Linked DNA regions of Mus musculus: regions 1 and 3 are each linked to region 2. Evidence: chromatin loops called from intact Hi-C (ENCODE). Cell type or tissue: left cerebral cortex. All regions are shown on one strand.

The links. Hi-C counts contacts between places; a loop is a spot of excess contacts. Peaks named below come from ENCODE experiments on the same cell type or tissue, not always from the same donor. Only the 100,000 strongest peaks of a DNase experiment are listed, where the experiment ranks them.
Region 1: it touches region 2 in a loop (2.3-fold over the local background); 3 of 42 quality-filtered maps call a loop at or near these places.
Region 3: it touches region 2 in a loop (3-fold over the local background); 2 of 42 quality-filtered maps call a loop at or near these places.

The regions. Positions count from the first base shown.
Region 1 is chr3:105,738,671-105,746,670 of GRCm38, reverse strand. It overlaps Rap1a (RAS-related protein 1a), which reads left to right. Exons shown (of 8, transcript NM_145541.5): 3 at 699-767; 4 at 5,269-5,325; 5 at 7,017-7,157. Among named protein-coding and RNA genes, the nearest start is that of Inka2, 38 kb to the right of the region's middle. In left cerebral cortex, no CTCF peak of the experiment used is centred here; no DNase peak of the experiment used is centred here.
Region 2 is chr3:105,796,993-105,804,992 of GRCm38, reverse strand. Rap1a (RAS-related protein 1a) reads left to right here and starts at 3,612. Exons shown (of 8, transcript NM_145541.5): 1 at 3,612-3,754. In left cerebral cortex, no CTCF peak of the experiment used is centred here; DNase peaks (open chromatin) are centred at 3,610, 4,220 and 7,339; H3K4me3 peaks cover 2,289 bases; H3K27ac peaks cover 1,839 bases.
Region 3 is chr3:105,957,099-105,965,098 of GRCm38, reverse strand. Atp5pb (ATP synthase peripheral stalk-membrane subunit b) reads left to right here and starts at 5,836. Exons shown (of 7, transcript NM_009725.5): 1 at 5,836-5,951; 2 at 6,201-6,237. The coding sequence starts at 5,912. It overlaps Wdr77 (WD repeat domain 77), which reads right to left and starts at 5,601. Exons shown (of 10, transcript NM_027432.3): 1 at 5,401-5,601; 2 at 4,961-5,146; 3 at 3,341-3,482; 4 at 3,035-3,084; 5 at 587-657; 6 at 422-476; 7 at 1-18. The coding sequence starts at 5,515. In left cerebral cortex, CTCF peaks have their summits at 4,205 (motif pointing right) and 7,645; DNase peaks (open chromatin) are centred at 5,217 and 5,737; H3K4me3 peaks cover 3,295 bases; H3K27ac peaks cover 1,325 bases.

The sequences.
Region 1 (8,000 bases), 58 kb after region 2:
GATTATGTGCAGATAAAGCACTCATATACGTAAAATAAATAAGTCTTTTAAAAAAAAGAATCAGGCTGGGCGTGGTGGCACACACCTTTAATCCCAGCATTGGGGGGTGGGGGGGTGGGAGGGGAGTGGGCAGAGGCAGGCGGATTTCTGAGTTCGAGGCCAGCCTGGTCTAGAAAGTGAGTTCCAGGACAGCCAGGGCTATCCAAAGAAACCCTGTCTTTTAAAAAAAAAAAAAAAAAAAAAGAATCAGAAAGATGATGTATTGTAAGTTCAGCTGGCAAATGGGAAGTATTTCTGGGGTACAAGTGAAACTTAAATGTGATTATAATCTAAAATTGAAAATTCTTTGGAACCTTTGTTTCTTTCCTTTTGGACAGGAAATTATATATATTTTAATGAGCTATGTAATCTTGCTGTCTGTATCCCTGTATTTTAAGATGTAATGTAATCATGGTTAAGCAGTGTAGTAGCAGTATTGACAAGTTTTTAATATGACCATCGCTTTTTGTAATAAATGTGTTCTTAGTTTATGTGTGCTTTCTTACTGGATATAATACTGATGATTTACATTTGTTTTTATCCAGAATTTCAACACAATTCCATTTACTCTTTACAATTTTTAATGTAAAATAACACTTAAGAACATTTGATTTTTCTTTCAAGTCTTTAACTCTGGTTTGTTTGTTTTCTCCTCTCAGACAGTTCAGTTTGTTCAGGGGATTTTTGTTGAAAAATATGACCCAACGATAGAAGATTCCTACAGAAAGGTAAAACGCAAAGCTGTGTGTGCACGTGGGAGTAATCTTTACAACTTTCAAACTTGGTCATGGGATTGCTTTTTTAAATAGTTTTGAGAATTAATAGAAATTTGCCTGTGCTACCTGGATAAAACACGCCTCACTGGACACTGCTTAAGAGAGCACTCCATGTGCTGCTGCTGCTGTCCATTCTCTGCTGCATGCATTTTCCCAGTGGGAAGTTCAAGTAAAAAAATATTACAAATGAATAATAGGCATATTTTTAACTACTGCTTGTTAACAAAACCTACTATTATGTTTGAAGTTATTCATTAACTTTTTTTTACTTAGTTTGTAGAAAATGTAAGGATATTTACCTTTAGATTATCAGCAGGATTCAAAATCAGTGCGATGGTGCGTGGCAGCACCTGTCACGTTTCTCAGGATCTGTGGAACATACATTTTTTTAATTTAGTTTTAGTTTGGCATAAGATTAAAGATGTACTTATTTGTGTGTGTGTGTTTAATGTGATTTTTTTCTTAAATTTTTGTATTATTTAAATGCATTTTATACATCAAACATATTGATAACATTGAACATTTTGAGAATCAATAATTCATAAAAATTTATTCAACTTTTATATGTATATCCTTTCATACCCTAAAAATATCATTAATGAATGTTTAATACTATCCCCAACTGAGGGTCCTATAGCTAATATTGAGTACTAAATTGTTTCAAAACATACAAAATATTCCTTGGGAATTAAACATAGTAAATAGTGTAAAATATTAAAAATGAATAATTTTTAAAAAAGATTTATTTATTATATGTAAGAACACTGTAGCCGTCTTCAGACACACCAGAAGAGGGCATCAGATCTCATTATAGATGGTTGTGAGCCACCATGTGGTTGCTGGGATTTGAACTCAGGACCTCCGGAAGAGCAGACAGTGCTCTTAACCATCTCTCCAGCCCTTAAAAGTGAGTCATTAAGAAATGTACTCAAAAACCCTTATATGATACCCCCTGACATAGTGAGAGAGAATTTGAAACACTTTCTATATCTGTGTACATTGTCTAACAATCAGTTTACTTAAAAAAGATTATCAATGTTTCTAGGAGAGAAAGTATTTTATCAGTAAGTATATTTTTAAAATTTCAAAGTAGCAAAAACTCTTTGAAGTTAAACATTAAGCAAATGTTAATTTCAAGCACAGTGAGAAAAATTATCAATATTTCCATGATGTTTGTAGAACATGATTTTGATATTTCCAACTATTAATATTGAGCAAACAGAATAGCTATTTTAAGGTATATTTTGTTGTTATGTCTCCCTTTTCATTTCTGATTTTATTAATTTAGATACTGTCTCTGTGCCCTCTGGTTAGTTTGGCTAAGGATTTATCTATCTTGTTGATTTTCTCAAAGAACCAGCTCCTGGTTTTGTTGATTCTTTGTATAGTTCTTTTTGTTTCTATTTTGTTGATTTCAGCCCTGAGTTTGATTATTTTCTGCCATCTTCTCTTCTTTGGGTGTATTTGCTTCCTTTTGTTCTAGAGCTTTCAGGTGTGCTATCAAGCTGCCAGTGTAAGCTCTCTTCACTTTCTTTTTGGAGGCACTTAGAGCTTTGAGTTTTCCTCTTAACACTGCTTTCATTGTGTTGCATAAGTTTTGGTACGATGTGTCTTCATTTTCATTAAATTCTAAAAAGTCTTTAATTTTTTTTATTTCTTCCTTGACCAAGTTATCATTGAGTAGAGTGTTGTTCAGCTTCCATGTGTATGTGTACTTTCCGTTGTTTTTGTTGTTATTTAACATCAGCCTTAGTCTGGGGTGATCTGATTGAATGTATGGGATTATTTCAATCTTGTATCTGTTGACACCTGTTTCGTGACCAATTATATGGTCAATTTTGGAGAAGATACCATGAGGTGCTGAGGGAGGAGAAGGTATATTCTTTTGCTTTAGGATGAAATGTTCTATAAATAATAGATCCATTTGTTTCATAACTTCTGTTAATTTCACTGTGTCTCTGTTTAGTTTCTGTTTCCATGATCTGTCCATTACTGAGAGTTGGGTGTTGAAGTCTCCCACTATTATTGTGTGGGGTGCAATGTGTGCTGTGAGCTTTAGTAAAGTTTCTTTTATGATGCCCTTGCATTTGGAGCATAGTGGAACATACAATATTAAAATCAAATGCAATACAAACTTTGTGTGTCATTGTAGCTTCATTGATTATGACAAATTTCCACTCTGCTGCAGGGTATTGTGATAAGAGAGAGAAGGAAGCTGTATATAATATAAGCATAGACAATGTTGGAAATCTCTATTTTTTCCCTGATTTTGCAGTGATCCCAAAATTCTCTTATAGAAGTGAAGTTGGATCAGTCATGGTGGTACATACATTTGATCACAGATCCTAGGAAACAGAGACAGGGAAAGCTCTACAAGGTCAGGGGCAACCTAGTGGACAAAGACACTATATTCATTCGTGGGGGGAGGAGAAAGGAAGCAAGGAAGAATGAATGAATGAATTTAAGGAAAGACTAAAATTTATTTTTAAAAGAAGCAAAATTGTTGGTCTTGACAAAAATATGTTCTAAGACTAGGTAGAACTATGAAAAGCTTTTATGATTTATTTTCTTAAGTGTCCAGGGTTAGGATAGTATAATAAAATGCAATAAAAGAGCCAGAGTTACCCCCTTCTTCCAAAGATTAAACCTACATCTCACCAGAGAGGTGTAGCTAGTCTTTGCTACTTTGTGGGTTCTTCTTTCTCCCTCCCACCCTTTATTTTATGCCCTCAGTTTTACCCCTTAACACTGGATAGGAGAAAAACAAGGAGAGGGGAGAAAAAAAGAAGGAGGGAGGGAGAGAGAGGGAGAGGGAGGGAGAGAGAGGGAGAGAGAGGGAGAGAGAGGGAGAGAGAGGGAGAGAGAGAGGGAGAGAGAGGGAGAGAGAGAGGGAGAGAGAGGGAGAGAGAGATCCCTAATTTTAATTTCTTTCCTTTTGTTTCTTCTTTGACCACAGTTCCTAACAAACTGCAACCAGCCTCCCTAAATGACCAATAACCACCAATACCACAGTTCCCAGAATTCCAAAAGTCACACAATTGAAGAAACTAACTGCAGTTGGCAAAACCATGCCTCTGCTAGAGCATGAGGCAAATTATGATCAGCTGCTATGGACAGTCCAAAGCAGCCTCATATCCCTGCACCTGGGATTAAAACTGAACACCCATTCTTATAATATTTCTGTTTTTTAAAGAAACCATAATTCTGTAAGTGTGACTACAGAGAGGAAAGGATTGCTTTGTTGGGTATCTGTTCTGAGAAATGGTTCTTTGATAGCACTGTAATTTTTGTTGAATTAAGCTTTTTAGGATGTACTGGCAAAACAATCTCATTCTCTTCCAAATTAACACAATTGAGCTCTAAATACCTATGAAACTATGGGCTGTTAACTGTTTGCCCCCTCTGTGTGGGTGAGAGCTGTCCCCCACCCCCAAGGCGCTCCCTCTCAGCACTGGCAGGGAGGCCAGGGTCAAAGAGCCTGGAGGGTGATGTATTTATTTTTAGGAGACAGGGTTGCTCTACTGAGATTTCTTCCAAATAAATTGCTAGTTAAGTCTCTAACTATAAAGCAAGAGCTGTCCCTAAGCATGCTGAAGGACTAATTTTTTCAATCCCTTCTATAAAAATTTTCCATAGAGTTGATAATTGATACTTTCTTTAGGCCAGTCTTCTTTTAGAGACTGGGAAAATAGAGTTAGTATATTTATATTTCACTTTCTACACAGGTTTTTTTTCCTAAAGAGCCCCTTAAACTCTTAAGAAATGTCTATATTCTTAAGGAATAAATAGCTCATTGCTATTTAACATTTCTGAGTTTTTGTTGCAAATTTTGGGAGTATTTTAGCAAAATTTTAACAACTTGTATATAGTAAATAGCAAACGTTTCTATTCCTTAAAATCGTTTTGCATACAATTTGACCCATTTAAGGTGGTTGATTGAAGCCTTACCTTTTGTTGGAAATAGTGTCTTTCAATGTCATCCCATAGGGCCATAAAGAACTCTTCCTGCCTCAGCCTCCCCAGTACTGAGAACCACAGCTTGGGTTCTTTAATTCTGTTTTCCATGAAGATTGTGTGTGTGTGTGTGTGTGTGTGTGTGTGAGAGAGAGAGAGAGAGAGAGAGAGAGAGAGAGAACTTCATCAAAAATATGATCTTCATGTTTTTCTGTTAGACTTTTTTTCTGTTAGAACTGTATGTACCATTTTTCTTAAATTTCTTAAAACAAACCTGGTTTTTTTTTTTGCCCTCCAATAAGAACAAATGAGCATCATTACAGCAGAGAACATCCACACTCAACTCTAACCATCTTGGCCTTTGGAATACTGCTAGTGTGCTTGAAGACCCCTGTTCTTATTATGGTACCAAGTAGAAAACACTCAGTAGTCGTTATAAGTGCTTTGAAAGGGTAAAGGCAAAACACGTTGATGTTGGTTTTTTTTTGCTCTCTCACAGCAAGTCGAGGTAGATTGCCAACAGTGCATGCTGGAGATCCTGGACACTGCAGGAACCGTAAGGATTCCTTTCTTTTCCTTTAACAGGTTTTAGTCTGTGAGGACAGTTTCTTATCTAAATAATTCTCTGTGTACAGTGATACTCTGATTTTTTAAATTCTCTAAATGTAATCCTTTATATATTTTCTTTAAGAAATTGTTTTGTGATATGCTTGATGCCCACATATTATAATTAAATTGTGTACTCTATTCACCTGAAGATTCTAAAGGGTTTTTTTTTGGGGGGGGGGGGTGACAGTCTTATATTGAAGTAAGATGATATGCTATGAGTACTTTTTAAAAAAGGTATTTAAGTTCAGAATTTTAGTTTAGATAGCTCTCCCCTGCTAGTCCCACTCTCCTCAGCCCTCTAGTTAACTAATGGCTCTAGCTTCTCAAGCACTGTGCTTCCTGGGCCCTGTGTATTTGTTGATCTCTGCCTGGGACACGTTATAAGAGTACATGATAACCCTGTCTTCCCTCTTGCTCCCTCTTGCTCTCCTGTTACCTATAGGTGCCTTCACCTTTAAAATAAAAACTTTTATTCCACACCTCAGCTGACAGCCCCAAAAAACAGAAAAAAAAATTATTTTTTTTCTGTATTTTTGCTTATCTCTGTGTATATTCCTTGAGAGGCTTTTGTGTTGACCAGCATATCCATCCTGCTGAAACAGTTGTTGATAAGTCTTGCAGAATGTCTGAGGAAGGAGGTTGGGATTCTTAGTAAGAGCCATAACTGACTGTAGCAGTACAGTATTTACACTGTAGATTTAATAAGTAGCAGAGACCTAATCTCAACAGAACATGGAAGTATACTAGTGCTAGAGTTTCTAATAAAGTCTGTAATTGAAAAATCCAGAAAAACAATGTACAAAGACTAAACTTGAAGGATGGGATGTGGATGAATGTTAGCTCAGTTGACAGCTTGAGTGCAGCGGCCAGGCTGGAATATCTAGAACTATTTTGGATATAGTAAACAGAATGGAGGTGGTGACAGTGGGAAATGGCAAGTCAAAGAAACACAGTTTATAAAGCTTCATGGGTCTGTATGTTTAATAATAAAGAGGTCACAAAATAATGCATTTTAATATTCTGCTATATATGCCTTCTTAATACTATATACAAAGTTCAAGAACTTTTTAGACATTCTGTATTGCTATCTATGGGTATAACATATAATAATGATTCTCCAAAGAAGAGAAAGTGACTTCAAGCAAACAGAAAACATTTAATCTGGTATGACTGTGACCAAGTTAATGGTTAGTGACTCTTAAAAAAATAGTCACTGTATCTAGTGCAACTGTGACTGATGTTGACGGTCAGTGACTCTGAAGAGAACAGTCACTGTCCTGTTCTCAGGTCCTTTCTAAGAATTTGAAATTCAGGGAGTAGGAAAAGAATAGGAAAAAGCTCTTTTCAGAAGAGTCTGTTCTAGGGTTGGTAATGTACCTATCTGGTCATTTCCATCTTGAATTGTTTCTACTTGAGTGGTGATCATATGTAAATCTTCCAAACAAAATAAACTCAGGTTTGTAAATAAAAGGAATTGTATCAGCAAACATAGACATTTACCTCAGTTTCTTGAAACTAGCCTGAAGTCTTATGTCAATATGTAATTTAAATGTAGGTCCTTATTTAAGATTTTTCTGTTTAAAATTATTACAGCATTCATTCAAAATGCACTTATATTTATAATTTTTTTAATTATAGGAGCAATTTACAGCAATGAGGGATTTGTATATGAAGAATGGCCAAGGGTTTGCACTAGTTTATTCAATTACAGCTCAGTCTACGTTTAATGATTTACAAGACTTGAGAGAACAGATTTTACGGGTTAAAGACACAGAAGATGTAAGTATTTTTCTCTATATAGAACATATTGCTATTTCTCTACAGCCAAATAAGAATGTCTGCTTTCTCATCAGCAGAAGGTTTAAAAGGTATGTAGCATACGTCAAAAAGAGCCCCTGAAAATAAATTTCAGCTTTCAAAATTAACCTGTTAGTTATATGTTGAGATGTTTAGAAAATGAACACTTGTATGGCAAAGTGACACTCGTTTTGCCATGTGAATAAAAAGAATGAGGACTCAGATACTTCATGGAAGAGGGAAGGTGTGAGACTCAAGCTTTGAACATGAGACATTTTCAAAGAGCCATAAGATGAGTGTTGCTGTTTCTAAAATTCTTTCCATACATGTTCTTTGGATTGCTTTGCTGTTTTAACACAGTATCTTGCTATATAAAGTAGGCTAGCCTTAGGTACTTAATTTTTCTGTCTCCACCTTCTAAATACTGGGATTATAGTCATATGCTACCTTTGTTGGTAGCATATGCTTTTTGCTTACCTTTGTAAAAAAAAAATATATTGTATATGTTTACATCACCTGGAACTTATGGGGAAATTCCTTTTGCATTATATAAATTAAGATAGAAATTTTCAGTTACACATTCCTGGTTTTGTGTGTGTGTGTGTGTGTGTGTGTGTGTGTGTTTTCTAATGGGAGCATGTACAACTTCTCAGGACCTTAATCTTGGTAACATTGTTGGTAGGAGGAATAGGTGCCATATGACTCCATGACTGCCTTAATGAATAGTTGTCTTCCTTGCTTTATCCAGAGAGTTCTGTTTCATAACACACAGATCAGTGAGTTCTGAAAATGTTAATCCCCTTTACTCCGTCAGTAAAAGAAGAA
Region 2 (8,000 bases):
TAATTTGGTGTTGAACTAATGAAAGTTCTAAAATGGGATGGGGTGGGGGCTCAGGATTTAACTGTTGCTTAGGAGGGTATTTCTGCAAGAACACAAGACACCTGGAAAGGAAAGCAATTGAGCAGGAGACCAAGAAGAGAGTTCGTATAGCAAGAGTCTAGACTAGAGATGATCAATAAACCAATCAAGGGTGAGGGTGACGGAGCTAGAGAGAGCTGGCAGATGGGAGAGCTACACGATAGGAAGTATCTATTCCTGAGCTGAGCAATATAGAAGCCTCTAGCCATATGCAGCTATCTAAATATAAATCTAATTAAATTTAAATCAGATTTAAAATACAGCCCCTCAGTACATGGTCACATTTTAAGTATTTAATAGCCACCTGTGGATTATGCAGATAGAGAACAATGAAGTTCTTGGGGAGTGAAGACCCAAGCCTTGGGAGTAATCCTGGATTTGGGATGGTGAGGCAGGTGGTCTGTCCTAAGTTTGGGGCTAGCCTGAACTACACAATGACTACCAAGCCTGCCAGAGTTGTAAAACAAGACCTTGTCTCAAAACAAAAAACAAAAACAAACAAACAAACAAACAAACACCAAAACAGCCAACAATAAATGAAAATAGGCAGAAGGGTTATGTTCATCCCAGTTAGAATGTTCTATTGGACAGTGCACATTGCTTTGAGGGCGACTGGCATAGAGATAGGGACAAGGGATTAAAGGACACCAAGGCTTGGCAGGTTTGTGACTGAGAAAGGTGATGCCATGTGAAGCAGATGGGAAGACAGGAGGACCTAACAGATACTTCACATCTGTCAAACTCTAGGGACACAAGTGCCTTCAGGAATGATCACGAGCTCATAGTGTAAGGAAGGTCAAGTGTCCAATTTGAGGTCTCCCAAAGCTTTGCACAGGGGCCCCAGTGGTATCTAACTGGCTTATTCCTTCCTACGTTCTCTTTCTTCCCAGACCGTGGTGCTCCAGATGGTTGTGAGTGCCAGGTCTGTTCGTCGGCCCTAGAGGATCCGTAGCATACACACACTGTGACAAAGCTGGAGTCCCAAGGGCTGTGTGCTCTTTATGGAGCTCCGATGTGCCAGTCTGAACCCTCGTATCTTCACAGATGCTGCGTACTTCCTCTCCCCTGATTGCCTCACTTGCATCTGCTGGATCCTTGGAAAGTCCCCTCGCCCTCACTCACTTGATAGCTTCCTCTGAAAATATTCCTTCCCACGGGTGCCGCTGCTTTTTAGTTGGCCTCTTCTCTTTCACAAGTCAAGTTCCGGAGTGTCTCATCCACTCCCTTACATACCTCTCACTCCTCTCGCATTGACTTTCAGCAGCAAAACTCCAAGCAGTGGAGGGCACCTTGCTGAGTGATTTCAGTGTAGATATATGACCACCCCACCCCGTTAAGAGAGGATAAAAGGAAGCACACAGGCCAGATTTGATCTTATCCGTCAGTCCGCAGGCAACACCTACAGCACTGTGTAAACTGGAAAAAATAAACACAAGGAACAGGCAGGGCATGGATGCATGGATGCGTGGTGCGTGGGGCATGGAAAACTGACAAAAGACACCACTCCTAAGGGAGAACAGCTAGGAAAGTGCTCTTTCCTCAAGGCTGAAATTGTCCTACCAGGTACTCAGCCTGGTGGGCAAAATAAAGACTAGACTTTAGCTCTCACTTGTCCCCTTTGCTTTGCAGTGGGCTGTGCCCACCTCAGAATCACACTTACTTGCTCTGTGTCTGTGTCTTTGCTACAGAACAGTCTGTGACTCTCCTGTCCTTGTTCACATTTAAGGCCAACTGCTTCAGCACCGTGCTAGGACTTGTTGCTTCTTGGTTCCCATGGTTTCTCTAGGTGTCTCCTCTTGTCTCTGCACCGGAACTTTATTTTTCACTCTTAACACCACAAGGAAGTAACTCAGCTTTAAAATCCTGTCCCTGGATCCCCACACCATTCCCACTACTGACTGTTGCTAGGCTCAGCCAGCTCCTGGCTGTCTTCCTCGCCTCTCTTTCATTCTCTCAACACACCCCAATCAGACATTTCTCCATGTGATAACACTGGAAGGGTTTTCATTAAGCTTCTCAACAAACTTCAGGCCAAACTTGGTCAGTGGTTAAATTCCCAACTCTTGACTGAGGATGAGGCTCAGTGGCAGTTTGTCTAGCATGAACCAATCAGGGTGGCGGGGATGGGGACTGTGGGGTGGGGGTGAGGCAGAGATTGAGATTCAATTGTCTTCTTAGCTATTTCAGCAGTAGGCAAGGGAACTGACTGATCACTCCCTCTTTTCTAAAACAACTCCCTAACAACTTCCTTCCTTCCAAGGGGTTCCTCTAACCTGACTGTCAACTCTGCTTATCTTTAACCTCTAAGTTTCTCTTGGTCCTCTCTTCCAGTTACTCCCCATCCCTAAGAGAGTTTATGTAGACCGGAGGGTCAAATCATCTACATCCTGATGGATCTCAAATTTATATCTCAGACTCATCACCACTGAACTTTCTCCATCCCCCATAAAACTGAACTCTCAATTTCTTTGGTCCCAGCTTTGTTCTTACCCTATCTTCTCTCTTATTAAATGATATCAGTCAGCAGGCCCCCAACCTAAGATTCATTCCTAATTGTTTCGTTCGACCCTCTGCTTTCTCAAGTCTAAATCTATTAAAATAGGTTTAATAAAGCTAAAATAAACAAAATCTAAAATAAAATAACCACTCTTGGCCAATTGGACGAGAATAGCCACCTTAGACTTCCCCTGTGAACATTCGTGCTTCAGTTGGATATTTTACATACACAGTGAGACTCACTCCAGTTCCCGATGGGCCTGAAACTCATTGTGTAGTCCAGGCTAACCTCAAACTCGTGGCAATTCTGTTCCTGTTTTCAAAATGCTGGGATTCCAGGAGTAAACCACCACGCCCTGCATAAAGTTAACCTTTAAAAACATGAACTAGATATAGTTGTTTCTGGGCCCACCCTCTCCTCGGGGCTTCCTGTTGTCATTACAATGGCCCAAAGGCTCCACCGGGTCTGGTCGTTTGTCCAGATCTTGGCGCCTCAGTACTCTTTGGCCATAGACTCTACTTATCTATCCATCCTTTCGCTTGCATTTTGCTAGTTGTGAAATATGGAAGACACACCCCACCTCGGGGTTTGTGGCTGATTTCCTCTCAACCCAGGAAGGTATTCTTCTCATCCAGCCTCTTTTGGATAGGCTCGTTTCTTCATAGCACGAACAAAAGCATGCAAAGCCCTCCCTGGTGACCTGTGAATTTTGCTACTCTTTTTGTTGTTCGTGTTCCCTCTCCTGGGTCACGAGGATGAGAGCTCTATAAGTGACTTTCCCTATGTATGCCTAGGCATTGGGGACCTACTAGGCACTCAACTAACAGCTGTCCCATGGTTGCATCCCTTCAAAATTCTCTTTCTGATTTTTTTTTCCCTTCCTCATTTCAATGTTGGCCTTAACCACCTTCTCAAAGGCAAGGCCCCAGTTCCTGTTGGCACACTATGCCCCCCACCCTTTGAAGAACGGCTCCCTTAAATAGATTCCGGACACAGCGGGGAAGGCGGAGACCAGGGCGGGGGGGGCGGGGCCTGCGTGCTGCGTGCGTGCGCGTTCCGGAGGCGCCGCCGCCGCCGCTCCCGAGGCCGCTGCTCCTGCCGCCGCCGTGCAGAGCCCGAGCCCGAGCCGCGGCCGAGAGGAGGGAGGAGGAGGAGGTGGAGGAGGCGCCGGGCCGCGGGGTGAGTACGGGGTGCGAGTGAGGGGCGCGGACTGGCCGCACCTCGGTGGCCTATTCTTAACCGTCCGCGAGTCCGGGGCGGCGGCCGGGGGCCCGGCGGGCGGGAGGGGCCGCGGCTGAAGGCCGGAGCCAGCCACGCCCGCGGACCGAGGCGGCCCGGCGGGGCCTGCGGGACCGGCCGCGAGGGGCGGGCCGCGAGATGGGACGCGTGTCCGCGCCCGCTCGGCTGTCGTCCCCGCGGACGGAGAGGTGCGGTGCCCTCCGCGCGGCCTTTGCCCCGGCCGCCGAGCGCTGACACCTCTGTGTCCCACTCCGCCGCCAGCCCGGGTTCCCGCCCTCCCTGCCCTCTGTATTCTGCCGCTTGCCATGTGTTCGCCTTTGCAGCGTCGCTCTCGACTCTCTGATATCTGCTGCTACCCCTGAATTTTGTCAGGAAAGAGGCCACGGTGTGATTCCGGTCTTCCGCCCACCGAGGGCGTGTGAGGAGTGTGGGGTGGTGGGATTGTAGCTTGTCTCCTTACTCAGAAAGTTAAGGGCAGTGTCTTCTGCTGAGTTGTGTAATTGGCTGTTGTAAGGAGAAGAGCAAGGAAGGACAGTTGTGTCCCCCGCGTCCGCCCCCCCTCCTATCTGAGATTTCCTCACAGGATAGAAAACTAGAGTTGAGGGGACCTTTCATGCCTTGGAAAAAGAGCTACCGCTCAGAAACTGTGAGTGTATTGCCGTTGGGAAAGGAAAATCGTTTTGTCGCTGCTTTGAAGGAAGTACTGTGTAAGAAATGGAATAAAAGGGCAGGAGGTTAATGGGCCAAGCGGGACAGGTACCAACCGCTGTTGTCTGCTTCTTGGGTGGCTGAAGATACTGTTTTTATTAGAGTCAAAGTGTCGACTCTCAGAATTAACCAGGGGAGTTAGCCTTCAGAAGCGGGCGGTTAGAAGAGATGATGCTGGAAACAGGATTTGGAAACTTTCTTTGAGTTTCCTGTCAGAGTGTGTGGGGGTAGATATGCCTGTGAGTACTTTTTTCTTTTGATGTAATTGATTTCTGTAACACTTTGGTAGAGTAAGTACTAGATTAGGTCCCAGACTCTTTCCTGTCTTTATGCTCTTCTGTAACACTTTGTTTCAAAATTAAATTTACATTTTCGGATATTCTTTCTTAGTGTGACTCTTGTTTAGTTTAGTTCCTTGCTACTTCAGGTTCTGTTATGATTGTGTTCGTTAGCAAGGATTATACCTGTCCCAGCATTTGTCGAATGAGTTGAGTGGTCTGTTTACACATCTCTTATCTTTTTGAGAGAAATCTTTATGTTAAATGTTGCATTCCGCTTCCATTATAAAAAATGTCATTCTTAACCATTTCTAGAACATGGTGATGCATATGAACTCTTCCTTTGCCCAGGAAAAACAAAACAGACATTTATCCCCAGAATGTTGTATTCAGCTTCTGGTCTCCTCTAAAGCCACCCATAGACACCGATCTTAAAAGTGAACAGAGATCTCGATGTTATTCAGTTTCATATTAAAACTTTGCAAAAGTGCACACTTTTTGTGGCCTCAGGTGTGATCGTGCTTTCACCCTAAATTCTGAGGATTTTGGAACAAGGTTTAAAATTGATTTCAGTTTTATGAGGAAAAGTTCTCAGGAACCTCTCTCCCCTCCCCCCAATCTCCTGTGGCTCAGTGGTGTCACTGAGGAAGACCTTGAACCACCAACTCTCTTGCCTCGACCTCCAGAGTGCTTGGATCAGTATAGACTTCCCTGGTTTATGTGGTGTTGGGATGAAACCCAGCTTCATGCAGGGAACTTTTAGCAGTCATTTTGTTTGTAGTGTTGAGGAGCTAATCCAGAGCCTCAAGCAGGGTTGGCAAGCACTTTGCCCCTGAGCTATATCCCCGGCTCTAACCAGTAGCCATTTTTAACCAATACTCCCTAGTATATTTTGACCCCTCTAAACTCATAATCATGACTAATCAGACTTTTGTATAATCTATGTTTTAGTAATATGAGCATTTGAAAATCAAATAATTTCTTTTTTTTCCTCTTCCAAGCTTGTTCATATGTGTGGTCTTCATGTAGTCAGTTGTGAAAATATGCAACATTCAGGAAGTACTTAATTGAATGTCTGCTGTGTGGATAAGGAGTTCTTGCTGTCATCCCTTCAGCAGGAGGGACAAGACCCTAGCCAAGTAAATGTAGTGTCAGGTGTTAGAGCTGTGTGGAAGGGTGAGGACTGGTGAGGGGCTAGAGAATACTGTCAGGGAAGACCTGAAGGAAGTGAGGAGGGCTGTGTGCTTCCTCAGATGCAAAAAGATGACAGGAAGAGCGAGCGGCCTGCTAGGGCAAAGACCCTCCAGTATATGTGACCCTTTGAGAACAGCTAGGAGGGCAGTGTGGTGTAAGAACAGTAAGCAGGGAGAGAAGAGGGCTTGAGATTAGAGAAGTAAGGGGGGCTCTTACACTCAGTACTGGGACGTTTGCATTTTACACTGACTGACATGGGGGAGCCCTTAGAGTAGAAGAGAGACCTTATCTGACCTAAGTTTATGAACATCCTTCTGACTATTGTGTGGAAGTCAACTCAGGTTGGGGAAGGAAGGAAAGAGTAGGATCTAGGATTTTTTTTTTTCCTTTCCTTTTTTAATGTTCTGGGGATTGAACCCAAGTCCTTGAACTTGCTAGGCAAATGCCTAGTAACCAAGTTACATCCTGCCCTATGTCTTCCTTTTTAACCTTTCAACCATGCTAAGATTGTCCATCTTCTTTCTGTCGGGCATGTAGGTATCCTCTCCTCCCCATAGAATAACAATGATGGTTCACAGTAGTCTAGGCAACATTTTTTTTTTCCTTTTGGAATATTTCTTTGTGATTTATTTCTAAAAGGATCAGTATGTGAATAGACATATAGTTAGTTGGCCATCTAGTTTTAACAGCCGTGTTTTCTGAGCACAAGTTTCATGGCAATTTAGTTTTCATTGGGTGTTATCACCACAGACGATTGTTTTTAGACAGGTTGAATTTAGCTCATTTTTGCTTTTCACAGAGTGCTAATTAGTGGGAATATAGGGGTGAATTAGAGGGCCTTTGCTCTCAGGGAACTTTTACATTCTTCTGTGCTTTATAATCTAATAGTGAAGTAGCTGAGTCTTGACAGTGTTTTCTGTTACTGTGAACTTTGTGGGTACTCGATGGTCTTATTTAAAATACACTTCTAGTTGTTCATTCTGGCAGTTACTTCTTCTATAAGGAGTTTTTATTGTCCTCTGTAATTTGCTTAGGTTTTTATGATGTTTTTAGAATCTTATATGTTTGACAATAAATTTCATCAAATAGTCCTTAGTTAAGAGCAGTTGAATTTTAAAGTGTTGTAGTGCCCGTTATTTTGAAAATAGACTCCTGTTGTGTTATGTAAGGTCAGCTTCGAATCTTTGACATTTTGTTTAGTTTTAAGAGGAGAATGATACCAGTTTATTTTTATAGAAAATTACACCACCAAGGCTTTGTTTCAGCATTTCTGGTTCTGGAATCTAGATGGCTTGATTTGATCTGAGCCAGCCAAAACTGTGCCATCTGTAAAGGGAGGGAGAACAGCTGAGTTCCCAGAAAGCACCTAGCACTGTGTAGCATGTACCAGAGGTTCCAGGGAGTGGCCGCAGAGCTCAGTGTACAAGGGTCTTGGCACCAGACAGCTCTCATTTCAGATGGTCAATAGCAATAACTTGTACAAAGCATTTATCTTATTATTCTAGTACATTTAAAATTGTGAACATAAACTTACTTTCCCTAAATGTTCTTTTTCAAATAAAGTTAATCACTTGTGAAAAGTTACAGCATAGTTCAAGTATTTTATGTTCATTTCAGTGTTGTAGTGAAAAGTACTGCATTACTTAATGTAGTTTTTAATGTAGTAAATACTAGCATTAAATAGAAATATTTAACCTTTTATATGTTAATGAGAGGAGGTCAAAGCATCCTTTGTGTATGTCTGTGCGTGTACATATCACAAGTAGTAATTTTTATGTGCCTTTTAGAATTTCATATACTTAATTTACATTTTGAGTCTTTTGTAGTAGCAGTTATGGTTACACAGTGAGGGGTTTTGGCCTTCCTTCCCTGGGCACACGGTTTTGAGATGACTGGTTAATTTGTTTCAAAGTTAAATGATCCTAATGAGTATTAAACATATAAGGTTAGCTTTATTCATTATTATGTTCTGATCAGCCAAGCAGTTCAGCAAAGAACTGTGCCGT
Region 3 (8,000 bases), 160 kb before region 2:
AGCCAGAGGCATTGCAGGCTGGAAGGGAGAAAAGGAAGACTCAGAACAAAGGTCACAACCTAGAAGAAGCTGTCTTCCAAAGGAAGTCACTAAGTTCTGGGAACACTTTCAGTGGGTTTCTTAAATACTGCTGAGCAGTCACGTATGTCCTCATCCCTGAGCCTCACAACCTACATCTATCCACCCATCTCCTGTACACAACTAAAAGCACAGGCATAAAAATAATAACCCTAGATCTTTTGTCCAGCTGTCTGCAGAGTAAACTAGCCACAGAAGCAAACCCTTACTCTGGGTACCCCTTGCACTATGGTCAGCAAAATCTCAGTGAGATAGAAAATGATGTGGTTTTGTCACAGGGGTGGGCATCTGAGAGCTCCTCTGTGACTATGGGCATCTGCCGTGGGCTCCCATTACCACTCACCCATCTGTGATGCCGGCTTGGGACAGCGGGTATCCCAGAGCAAAATTCTACTGTCCTAGGAACAGGAATAGAGAAAGGCTTTTATAATCCAAAACAACATCTCCAGACCAGGGACTTGGGCGTATTAATGGTCAGCTGCGGCTGGAAGAAGCCACCGGATCTCACCTCACTACATGAAAGAAACACAGAGTCTTTGTGGGGAGAGGCAGCAACACAGGTAACCTGTCCAGCGTGAGCTGTAAAGGAGAAACATGGCAGAGAAAAGGGAATGTGAGAAACATGTCAGCTTCATCAGATAATTTAATAAATATTTGACAGGCTATAAACTGCAACAATCACAGTAAAAGTTAATAGTTATAAAACCAGAAAAAGCTAGCAGAAATGAAGAAGTGGTAAAGACAATCTGATTATAGGCTTAAGAAGAAGAGGAAGGGAGTTTGCAGTATAGACGTGAGACGTGAGGCTTGCTGACTCTAGAACAATGTCCATATTCACAGAACACATACCTCTAAGCACGACACACCTGAGAGTTCTGGTGTTTTCTGATGTGCTTTCCCATCACACGCCTCCCACCCTATAGGCTGAGCTCATTCATACCTCCCTTCCAGCCCAGGTCTTCCATGCCAGTGTTGGAAGCCTGAAAACCTAAGGCGCTCAAACTAAGAGCCAAAGAGCAAAGGGACAGCTGCAAGAACTCAGTGAATAGAATGTAGCTGTCTCAGGCATCCCACACATACCAGTGTGGCTCCGTGGTTGCCTCTTTGTTTCTAACAGTGAAAACTGAAAAACAAAACAATTGTTTCTCTAAGGACATAACCAACTGGCTTGTATGTATTAACAAACCAAGTTGGACTTTTTTCTAAAACAAAGTGAAATCTAATGCTGCTAACAGTAAAAGTAAATTGGTTTTTGTCATTGTTTGTAAACAGTTTCTATAAATAGGTTACAGACTTTAAAAAAGACATATGCTTAGAAAAAATAATATGCCAATAAATGATATGCTAAAAAAGTTAACTTCTTGGCAACTACCTACCTTTTAATAAAATATTCATTAAATGTATGTGTGGCTGGGCAGAAATTCACCTGCCTCTACCTCCCAAGTGCTGGAATTAAAGGCATGCACCACCACTGCCGGGCCATTTAAATCTTTTTGTTAACAACTTTAAAATGGGCAAGCTTTAAATTCTTTTGGGCAGTCTATATCCAATGAATGAATGAATGTCACCAATTAGCTAGAGACTGAAGGAATCACTGATGTCATTTAGTCAGCCCTTGCAGAGTAGCCAGAATGGTTCTGCCTTTAGGACTAAGTCAACCTCGATCCTCCTCTCACTCTAGTACCCATCTTCATGAACTCAAAATTCATAAAGAATTGCTACCAAACTAAATTCAACTCCTAAGCAAAGCCGAAAGGACAATAAAGTGATGAAAGCCCCAGACAGACATTTTATAGAAGTGAACATTCAAGAGTGAGATTCAAAAGTCTTGGGCAGGAGATGGCTCAATCAGTGAAGTACTTTCCACACCAGCATGAAGACCTGAATTCAACCACAGAACTATTATTATTTAAAAAAAAGAAAGAAAGAAAACCAAGCACGGTAGCTCGTGCTTGTAATCCCAGCACTGCAGAGACAGAGACAAGTGAATCCTTGTGGCTCCCTGGCTCCATGTCCTAGTCAGAGAATCAGTCTCAAAAAACAAAGTAGACATCTTCAAAGCTGACCTCTGGCCTCCACACACATGCACATCCTCCCCCCCCAACACACACACAAGTCTCGGTCTGAGAAGAGCAAGGCTCTACTGTCTAGATTAAGCTGCTGCACAGCTTACTGTCATAAGGCTTGAATGCTGACAAGAAAGTAGGATCTTGATCTGCAGGCTACAAGAAAGCAATGAAGAACCAAGAGTCACAGACTGCAGGTGAAGATGTGAGTGTGACTCTATTGCTAAAGCCCGACGGGCCATGGAAGGTAAGATATGGACAGGAAGGACTAATCAAATGAGACCCAACAGAACCTGACGAACCTGAGGGTAAGAGGATGGATGGAGGCTATCAGCCCACTTCAGTTTAATGGGGATGGCTCCCACAGGATCGTCTATTTAAAATGTCTGGCTCCCATTGGTGGACTACTTAGGAAGAATTTTGAGGTGTGGCCAAGTGTACTGGAGATGGACTACGAGGTTTCAAAAGCCCACACCAAGCCAGTCTTGCTATCTTTCTGCCACATGCTTGTGAATTAGAATGTAAGCTCTTAGCTACTGCTCCAGCACCAGGCTCTGCCTACTGGCCCACGCTCCTTGCTGTGACAGTCAAAAAACCCTCTGAAACTCTAAGCAAGCCCTCAAATAAATGTTTTTTCCTTGATCATGGTGTTGTTTCACAGCAAGAGAACAGAACTAAGACACCCACTTAGTCAAAAGGCTGTGAGACTATCAACCGAAACGGGAGCACAAAGAAATGGACAGGAAGCAGATAATGGAACCTGACTGTAGTTTTGGGGTAAGGAAAGACCAATCAAAAGAACCCAGACTGGCTACTACTGTTACCCAAACACTGTTCAAATATCCCAAAGGGGAAAGAAAAGATAACTATAGGCAGGACTCAACACTTACCTCGGTATGAATTCAGTGATACCTGCTGAGCCAGGTCCCAAATTTTGATGCTACAATGCAAAAAAAAAATAGGAATATTAACTTGCAGTATCAACATTAAAATATACCCATACAACATGTCCCACTTCTGTTTCCTAGACTCCTGCTGTTTTATTTACAATGCACTACCAAGTCTCTTAGGAAACAGACATGCCATTACTCACTAGACTAAAAACAGCCCAAAGCATTTTACATAATGAAATTAACAGGATAGATGGGATATCCACAGGAAGTCTAGATATAGAAATAATGAAAACAGGGACTCACCAGCAGTCTTTGCTACCACTGACAGCTTGTGTGCCAGAGCTCAGGACAGTGACAGTAGACACAATGTCATCATGCTCATACTTGCAGAACTTGCTGACTATAAGTGTCTCGTTCTCATCTAGCTCCCACAATTCAACAGCACCTGTTGGGGACAGAGCGGGGTGAGGTGCAGACAAGGGAAGCATGAGCCTGGGTTGTACCAAGGCAGGAACTCCTGCCTAGGACTCAAGCAAGAATTGCTACTGAGCCAACTGTAAAAGCAAAGTCCACGTCACTAACGGCTTAGCTGACTTCCAGGCCGTTTGGTTTTGTTACCCTACTGCTTTCCTAACAGGCCAGATGCCTATGAGGAAAACTCCTGGAGATAGGGAAATAAGATGTAAAATCAATTCTAGTGCTTCCAGAAAGCAGGTCCTAAGCAATCGGTTCCCAGAGAGCCTTATTTAGATAACAGTTCAGTGACGATGTCTCTTCCCAGGTATGCAGACACTAGTAAATATTTGCTTACATAAAATGTCTTGAAATACTTCTAAGATTTATATTATATATATGATCACACTGTCACTGACAAACCAGAAGAGGCCATCTGATCCAATTACAAATGGTTGTAAACCACCATGTGGTTGCTGGGATGTGAACTCATGAGCTCTGGAAGAGCAGCCACTCACTGTCTTGAAATATTCTAATTTCAACTGTCAGTCTCATTCACTAACATTCTACTTTTCAATTGCCATGTTCTACCTAACACTTAAGAATGTTTGTATGTGAGAGAGATGTTCTGATTTTAAGCGCACAGGTGTTTTGCTTTCATCTATGTCTATTCATCAAGTGCATGCAGTGCCCATGGAGGCCAAAAGATGGCACTGGCTTCCCTAAGACTGTAGTTACAAGGTTGTTAGTGGAATGTGGGTGCTGGGTGTCCAACTTGGGTCCTCTGAAAAAGTAGTTAACACTTATCACCACTGGATCATCTCTCCAGACCCAAAATAAATCTATTTTAATCTTTGAGACAGGGTTTTCCCTACTTCCCTACGTACCTATGGCTGGCCTGGAACTGGATATGGAGAACAGGCCGGCCTCCAACTCACAGAGCTCTGCCTGCGGCTGCTGGGATTACAGGCAGCACCTATACCCAGCTTCCACCAACTTATATAAATTCTGACTTTCTTTAATCTGCTTAATTCTGAGAACTCCATACACGCATACAATGTAGTCTGACTATATTCATCCCTAGCTTGTCCAACATTTACCCTCCATCACCTACCAACTTCATTTCTTTGTCTTTTTTAATGCCAAAGCCTACATTTCTCAGCCTGACACTCAAAGAAAGGTGGGATTAAGGACTGTCCAGTGACAGAGCAGTTGCCTAGCAAGGTGAGTCAATTCACAGCACATAGCAAACACAACAGCAAAAGAAAACAGGAGGCTAGGCACGGTGGCACACGTCTTTAATTACAGCACAGAGGAAGACTTCTGTGAGTTCAAGGCCAGCCTGGTCTACTTAGTTTCTGGGACAGCCAAGCCAATAAGGTAAACAACCCTGCTTCTAAATAATAAAACACCTTTTCCCATCCTACCCTGTACCCAACTCTTCAATTCCAGGGGAGGGGGATCACTCACCTGAATCAGAAGCCACTAGGATACCTTTGTCCCCCACCCAAGTGAGGTCAGCTACTCCAGCCTCGGTCTGGACGCCAGCAGAGCAGAAACCTTCGTTGGGGGCCGCACTAGGATCCTTGAAAAACCACAGAGAACCTACCCAGCAGCGACCACTCAGGCTGGAGACCCCGAGCAGAAGGGAACCATCTACGGTGGGGAGAGCAAAGTTATAAGGTGTCAGATGGAAGGCCTTGTTTCTATGGTAACCTCACAGAACCCCGTGGCGGGACCAGTCTGAATCTGAGATCGGATTTGTGGAGCTGAGCTGGGGCAGGGCCAGGACGCCAGGTATGGCCGAGGAGGGCCACACGGCGCTGGGAGGACTCGAGAGGGTCAGCACCGGGAGAGGGCACCCGAGACTGGGGGTAAAGGGGCTTCCAGGCCCCGGGATCTCGGCTCACCAGACCGGTACCGTGCAGCCTCCAATTGACGTTCCATGCATGCGGGCGCATTGGGGGGCAGGTTCCACTCGCGGGCCGCCGGGGGCACGAGCGGAGGAGGGGTGTCCTTCCGCATCTCCACGATTCCAAATCTAACCTAGACCCAGACTCGACGAGAGACCCTGACTCGGCGCCGGAGGGACCGCACACGTGGTGTACCTCTGCGCAACCGCCCCTCTCCGAGGGAATTCGCTCTACTTCTCGCGAGAATTGTGTCTACCCTTCCAGCCTGCTTTTCCGTCTCCTGTCCCCGCAGCGGGATTTTGTTTGTTTCCCTCCCTCAGCCCCACCCATTTTTTCTCCTCTTCTCGCGATAGTGGGGAGGGGGCGGGGAAAAAGCCGAGAACTTCCGAGAAAAAGCGAGCTGATCTCTTCTCGCGAGATGTGCGAGCGGCCATCTTGCTCCTGCCCCTGACAGGCTCGGGTCGGGGTCACAGGGACACGGAGCCCGCTGTCCCGCTCTTCGCAGACAATGCTGTCCCGGGTGGTGCTTTCTGCTGCCGCCACAGCGGGTGAGAGACGTAGAGCCTAGGTTAGCGTAGCAGGGTGACTAGGAAGAAGCCAGGCCGGGGAGGCGGGAAGCGGGTAGAGGACGGACTGCGGCGTTTGGGCCCGAGCTCACCCACGGGAGCGATCTGGAGAGCTCCCGGGCCGCCCAGCATCTCAGGGCGCGGCAGAGACGGATGCCAGGGCCGACACCCGGGAAGGTAGAAACGCGATTTCTCCTTGACTTTGCTAACCTCCGTCTTGTGTATTTCCAGCCCCGTGTCTGAAGAACGCGGCCGCCCTAGGTCCAGGGTGAGTGTCACCACGTCTTATTCTCTTTCCATTTCCTAGCGTCAAGCCAAAAATTGCTGTTTTCCTTCACGTTAGCCAGCTTGCATACTCATTCGGACGTTTGTTCTTCTAATTGCCTTGAACATGATCCTGTTCCTTCCTCTGACAAACACCAAAGAGAGGCTCACCCCTCGTTGTGACCTTCAGCGACACACAACCAAGTTACTGGCTTACTTACCCCCAAGGACAGATCTGGTTAAATACAGCAAAATAAAACCTATTGTTTTGGGTGTCTTCCAGATTTCCATCTTTTATTAACCATATCAGGAGGCCGAAAACACATATGGCTTCGTAAATGCTTGTGTTGATGATCACATAATGTGACAGTGGATAACTTTGTGGAGATCACAGTAACAACCCTAGTCCTAGAGACAGCTACACAGTAGCTCCATCCTCTAATCCGTCAGTAAGACTCAACTCGTGAGGATGCTTTGAGTCTGACTACTTTCACTACCATTGTTACAGCATGAAGCCGCTGCCCACAGTTCTGAAATGGACAATTTCACTAGGCTTTCAGTCTTAACATCTGTTTTTATCCCAATACAGTCCATTCTCAATGTAGCAGAGAGATCTTGGCAGTTCCCCCCACTTAAAACCCTTCAGAGCTCATATCCCTATTGCAATAAAATCTAAACATAGCAAAACCAAGAAAACCTGAATTAACCTCATCTGTGTCTTGGGTCTTTTTTTATGTACTGTTAATGCCAGCCCTGCTTTCTCCAAAGAATGTCAAACTCTTTTTTTTTTTTTTAATAATTTTATTTTTGTGTGCGTGTGTGCTTGCAGAGGCAGAGAAAAAGGTATTAGATCTGCAGCTGGAGTTAGAGGTTGCTGTGGGCAGCCCAGCATAGGTTCTGGGAACCAAATCTGGTCCTGTGAAGAGCAGTAAGCACTCTTGACCGTCTTTCAGCTTTAAGCTCTTTGGTTGTCATTCACCTTGTGGCTTGAGAGATGTGAGTATAGGTGAGGCATTAAGGAAAGATGAATGTAGAAAATTTGCAGGGGCTGGGTTAGCCCGTGCTGTTACTTGTTTTCTGTGGACAGAGGAGAGCCTGCTGAAGAGTTTTCAAGTCAGATCACGATTTAGAAGCATTGGCAGTAATATGAAAGAGCTATATTTAAGGAATATTTGACAAGAAGAGCCATCAGGTTTGGAGTTGTTAAAATAGTTTTAAGAAAATGAAAATAAAGGCTTCAACTGAGATGGTAGTTAAAAGTTCTAAAAATTCTCTCATGGTATGATCTAAACCAGTAGGATTCAGCCTTTAGCTGATTTTCCAGGTGACATTTGACAGTGTCTGAAAATGTTTTTGGTTGCTACCATTCAGCAGCTACAGGGATACTTCTAAACATGCACAGAAGAGCCATCTATCTGCAGCAAAGAACTATGCAGGCCAAATGTTAATCAGGTTGGAGCTGAGAAACCCTAATTTATATGAAAGGATCTCTACCATGGTTCTTCAGTTTCGAAGCTTGGTGGGGTCACTGATGTTTTAGAGGCATAAGGTGATACTCAGAAGGAGGACATAGGACTGAGAGAGTAGCTCAGTGATAGGAAATCCTGTAAAACTCTTAAAGTGCATGGAGTATAGAGATGTAGAGAGTAAAGGACATGTGAGATAGGAAGTGGGGAAGAATCACCCTCAGAACCTTAAGGAGACCTACCTTTGACTACAAATGTGAATGAAAAGCAAAGACTTTATCAGAAGCCTAATCAGACATCA